Linked DNA regions of Homo sapiens: region 2 is linked to region 1. Evidence: read pairs that join two places in POLR2A ChIA-PET (ENCODE). Cell type or tissue: PC-9. All regions are shown on one strand. Links, peaks and the distances in the headings refer to the core of each region. The heading gives the core; the rest is flanking DNA.

Region 1 (2,889 bases), core at 1-2,500:
ATTTGGAATTTAATCCGTCAGTCTGAGAACAGCATCCTTTGGTAACAGCATGAATTATTCTAGCCACTAAAACTCTATGAACATCTTGTGAAGGTTTCAGATAGAGCCTGAAGTACACAGAGAACAATTCTTAAAAAAAAAAAAAAATTATTAGTCATGATTTTTTAAAAATCAAAATGTATTAAATGTTACAATTTAACTTAAATATTCCATAATCCCATACAGAAAAAGGATTTTAAAACTGCACTAATTTATTTTTAACATAGTAAAAGTACTCCATCAGTATTTAATTTTATCTTATATAAAATGCCTTTAAGACAGGAATAACTATAAACTGCTGTGAGAGCACCAGTTTAAGAGCCAGGTCGCAGAAACATTACTTAACTTCTCTAAGCCTCTGTTCCATCATCTAGGCCTAAGAAAGCACTTACAGTACATGCTCCATGGGTTTTTCTTTCTTCTGTTTTTTGAGACAGAATCTTGCTCTGTCGTCCAGGCTGGAGTGCAATGGTGCAATCTTGGCTCACTGCAACCTCTGCCTCCTGGGTTCAAGTGATTCTCATGCCTCAGTCTCCCAAGTAGCTGGGACCACAGGCGCACAAAACCATGCCTGGCTAATTTTTGTACTGTTAGTAAAGATGGGGTTTCACCGTGTTGGTCAGGCTGGTCTCAAACTCCTGGCCTCAAGTGATCTACCCACCTTGGTCTCCCAAAGTGCTGGGATTATGGGCATGAGCCACTGGGCCTGGCCTCCACAGTTTTTTAAAATAATAATACTGTTTGATTAATAATATGCAAAAAATGTGTTGAGACCTATGAAGGGTATGAAATTTTACTCTGCTTGGTTTGTTTCTTATTTATTTGAGGTAGAGTCTTACTCTGTCACCCAAACTGGTGTGTGGTGGTAAGATCACGGCTCACTGTAGCTTCAATCTCAGCAGACTCAGGTAATCCTCCCACCTTAGCCTCCCAAGTAGCTGGGTCTAGAGGCCCACACCACCACACCCAACTGATTGGTATTTTAGGTAGAGACAGGATTTCACCATGTTGCCCAGGCTGGTCTTGAACTCCTGGGCTCAAGTGATCCACCTGCTTTGGCCTCCCAAAGTGCTAGGATTACACGCATAAGCCACTGTGCCTGGCTGAGATTTTATCTACTTGTAACCTAACAAATTAGCATGACAGTTTCCTGGGTGCTAGCAGGAAACCTGAGATTCCTGATAAGAGAAAAAGGACAGTTTATTTCTCCCAGTAATGATGGTAGCCAGACTACCTTCATTTTTGCATCAGTTCCCCAGTACCAAAGGCAAGGTGAAATGGGACACTTGACACTGCGAAAACAGTGGACTGAGTTATAACAGAGAAACCTCAAGCTTTTTATAATCAATAGGCTACAAGTAAATCTGTCCTGTTTTAGAGGAAGCCATCATCTGACCTTAGATGATCCACCTGCCTCAGCCTCCGAAAGTGCTGAGATGACAGGTGTAAGCCACTGTGCCCAGTCCCCAAATAACATTATTCACAATGTTATACTTGTGTATATTGGGACTTTATATATAGACAATCATGTCATCTACAAAGGGGAGTGTTATTTCTTCCTTTCCAATCTGTATGCCTTTTATTTTTCTTGTCTAACTACCCTGGCTAGAACCTCCAACATAATGTTGAAAAGGAGTGGTGAGAGTGCACATCCTTATCTTGTTCCCAATTTGTCTTATGAAAGGCTTTAAATTATGGATTCAATTTATTCTCCTAATAGTTATGGGACTAGTCAAATTATCTATTTTATATTGGATGACTTTTGATAATGTATGGTTTTGAGGAACTGGCCCATTTAAATTAATAGATGTTCATAGTGTTTCCTTATTATCCTTTGAATATCTATAGGATCTGCAATTAGATCTCATTTCATTTCTAATATCAGTAACTTTGGTCCTCTTTTTTTTGTTTTTTGTTTTTTTAAGAGACGGAAGTCTCACTACACTGCCCAGGCTAGATTTGGACTCCTGGGCTCAAGTGATCCTCCCACTTCAGCCTATCAAGCCATAAAAAGACATCGAGGAGCTGAGAACGGTGGTTCACACCTGTAATCCCAACACTTTGGGAGGCTGAGTTCAAGCTGCTGGCATAAGCAACATAATAAGACCTTATCTCTACTAAAAATGAAAAATTAGCAGGGTGTGATGGCTTGTGTCTGTGGTCACAGCTACTTGGAAGGGGGTGGGAGGATCATTTGAGCTCAGGAGGTCGAAGCTGCAGAGCCATGATCTCACCACCACACTCCAGCCTGGGTGACAGAGTGAGGCCCTATCTCAAAAAAAAAAAAAAAAAAAAAAAAAGAAAGAAAGAAAGACAGAAAGAAAGAAAGAGAAAGACATGGAGGAACCTTAAATGCATATTACTAAATGAAAGAAGGCAATCTGAAAATGATACATACTGTTATGATTCCAACCACAGTCACATACTACATAACAACATTCTATTCAATGACAAATGGCAATATGAAAAGGTGGTACCGTAAGATTGTATCAGAACTGAAAAATTCCTATTTAAATACTTAGTGATGTCATAGCACAAGAAATTACTCACAAGCATTTGTGGTGATACTTGTGTAAAAAAAACCCACTGCACTGCCAGTCATATAAAAGTATAATACATACAATCATGTATAGTACATAAACCTTGATAATGATAATAAATGACTAAGTTACTGGTAAAATGTTAGGTTTATGTACTTACTCTACTATGCTTTTTATCACCATTTTATACTATATTCCTCCTTCTTCTTCTTAAAAAACAAAACAAAACAAAACAGTAAAACAGTCTCAGGTAGGTCCTTTAGGAGGTATTTCAGAATAAAGCACCATTATCATAGGAGATGAAAGCTCT
Region 2 (2,921 bases), core at 140-2,639, 340 kb before region 1:
GCCTGAGGTCAGGAGTTTGAGACCAGCCTGGCCAACACGGTGAAACCCCATCTCTACTAAAAATACAAAAATTAGCCAGGCTTGGTGGCTGGCACCTATAAGCCCAGCTACCTGGGAAGCTGAGACAGAAGAATCGCTTGAACCCAGGAGGTGGAGGTTGCAGTGAGCCGAGACCGCGCCATTGTACTCCAGCTTGGGTAACAAGAGCAAAACTCTGTCTTGAAATAAATACATAAATAAATAAATAAAACTGTTTCTTTGGATAATAAATATGGAATGTTTGACTATTTTTTACTTTCATAAATGTCCGTTACGAAGGTAAAATACTTTTTAAAAATGTCTTTTAAAAAATAAATAACTTGTAAGGGTAAATTTCTTTTTAAAAATGTCTAAATGTTTTTCTGCCCTTGTCCTTTTCTTTACAATGTTAATGTGTGCACAGGTAAGTTGGTACATGGTAAGTTGTACATCAACCTTGATTCCTTGTGGTCAAGGATTATTTCAGGGATGGAGAGCCTCACACACTTCGGTACTCAATACCTAGTCAAATGGAACTTAACTTACTGCTATAGGCAATACAAACTAAGGGAAAGAAAGATCTGAGGAAACCAGGTGAAGGGCGAAAGAAAGTCAGGTGAAGGTTAGTCAGAAAATACTTTCATTCCTCATTAGCACAGATGGTCTTAAACCTGAGAACCACATGAAGGTCAAAAGGAGGTCAGGTTAAGTTTAGTAAGGAGATATACCTAATGCTAAATGACGAGTTAATGGGTGCAGCACACCAGCATGGCACATGTATGCATATGTAACTAACCTGCACATTGTGCACATGTACCCTAAAACTTAAAGTATCGTAATAATAAAAGAAAAGAAAAGAAAATGCTTTCCTTCCTGTTTAGCACAGCAGGGTCTTAAAATTGAGAAGAAGGTGGCTAAGAACTAAGAAGTGCTAGCTAAGGCATGGTCTTTCGTAAACGTGGGTGGATTCTCTCCTTCACCTTCATTCAGGTCGGTTTTTCTGTAGTGAGTTATTCCCCAAGCTGTGAGATTTGAGAGCTATAGGCTCATCGCCCTCTCCTTCTCAGGATGTTTCCTTATTGACATTGCCAATGGCCCTATTAAAAGGCCATACTTCAAATATTAACAGATCACAGGAGCCAGCTTCCTCATTCCATGGTGTGTTAGGCTTTCTAGATGAAAGAGGAAATGGGAGATGACAGTGACCAAATTCTCTGCACCCCAACAAAAAGTTGTGTTTTTTTATATTGATAAAGCTTACCTTGGTTTTCACTTTGAAACGATGCATTTAACAGCAGTTAAGGGAGGAAAGGGGATGGGGGAGGGAGGAAAGGGGATGGGGGAGGGAGGAAAGAGGATGGGGAGGGAGGAAAGGGGATGGGGGAGGGAGGAAAGGGGGTGGGGGAGGGAGGAAAGGGGATGGGGGAGGGAGGAAAGGGGATGGGGGAGGGAGGAAAGAGGATGGGGAGGGAGGAAAGGGGATGGGGGAGGGAGGAAAGGGGATGGGGGAGGGAGGAAAGGGGATGGGGGAGGGAGGAAAGGGGATCAGGGAGGGAGTAACTTATCCTGGCAACCACTATTTTGTTCTTCAACACTACCGTTTTATTTGTTAAAGAATGTTATATAAATGGAAGCACAGAATACATAACCTTTTGAGAATGGCTTCTTTAACTCAGTAAAATGAGGGTCACACAGGTTGTCGTATGTATAAATAATTCATTCTGGCCAGGCAAGGTGGCTCACACCTGTAATCCCAACACTTCGGGAGGCCGAGGTAGGAGAATCACTTGAGGTTTCGCCATGTTGGCCAGGTTGAGAGCAGCCTGGCCAACATGGCAAAACTCTGTCTCTACTAAAAATACAAAAATTAGCCAGGCGTGGTGGCACGCGTCTGTGGTCCCAGCTACTCAGGAAGCTGAAGCAGGAGAATCACTTCAACCTGGGAGGTGGAGGTTGCAGTAAACTGAGATGGTGCCACTGCACTCCAGTATGGGCTACAGAGCAAGACTTCATCTCAAAATAAATAAATGAACAAATAAATAAATAATTCATTCCTTTATATTGCTGAGTAGTATTTAGTATTTCATTATATGGATTACTACAGTTCGTTTATCCTTTCACCCACTGAAGAACACTTGTTTTGTTTACACATTTTGATGATATTAAATAATGCTGCTATCAACATCCATGAGCAGGCTTTTGTGTGAACATGATTTTTATTAGTAGTGGAATTGCTGGATCATATTCTTGAATTTGCAAGAAACTGCCAAACTGTTTTTCCCACAGCTGTACCATTCTGCATTCCTACCAACAGTATATAAGAGTTCCAATCTCTGTCTTTGTCATTCAGGCTACTACAACAAAATACCTTAGACTGGGTAATTTATAAAGAGCAGAAATCTATTGCTTATAGTTCTAGACCCTGGGAAGTCCAAGATCAAGGCACTGGTAGAGTCTGTGTTTGGTGAAGTCCCCCTCCTCATAGAGGGTGCCTTTTCTGTGTCCTCACATGGTAGAAGGGGCAAAAAGGCTTCCTCTCAGGCCTCATGTAAAAGGGCACTGATCCATTCATGAGGGAGAAGCCCTCTCCACCTAATCACCTGCCAAAGGCCCCATCCCTTACTACCATCACCTTGAGGGGTAGGGCTCAACATATGAATTCTGGGGGGACACATACTTTCAGACAAGAGCATAGTAGTTCTTTAGTCTTGCCAGCATTTGGTATTTTGAATATTTTTTTATTTTAACCATTCTAATAGGTTTGTAGAGGTATCTCCTCATGTTTCAATTTGCATTTCCCTAGTGACTAATGATGGTAAACATCTTTTTATGTGCTTACTTGCCTTCCATATATTCTCTTTGGGGAAGTATCTGCTAAAATCTTTTGAACAGTTTTTAGTTGG

The links. Peaks named below come from ENCODE experiments on the same cell type or tissue, not always from the same donor. Only the 100,000 strongest peaks of a DNase experiment are listed, where the experiment ranks them.
Region 2: POLR2A ChIA-PET joins it to region 1 with 8 read pairs; 2 of 35 experiments call an interaction of 5 or more read pairs at or near these places.

Annotation. Positions count from the first base shown.
Region 1 is chr11:108,241,193-108,244,081 of GRCh38, reverse strand. ATM (ATM serine/threonine kinase) reads right to left here. Exons shown (of 63, transcript NM_000051.4): 6 at 1-129. Among named protein-coding and RNA genes, the nearest start is that of ATM, 20 kb to the right of the region's middle. In PC-9, for the core only: no CTCF peak of the experiment used is centred there; no DNase peak of the experiment used is centred there.
Region 2 is chr11:108,585,070-108,587,990 of GRCh38, reverse strand. The region is part of intron 1 of EXPH5 (exophilin 5); the gene reads left to right. Among named protein-coding and RNA genes, the nearest start is that of EXPH5, 7.2 kb to the left of the region's middle. In PC-9, for the core only: no CTCF peak of the experiment used is centred there; a DNase peak (open chromatin) is centred at 1,120; H3K27ac peaks cover 507 bases.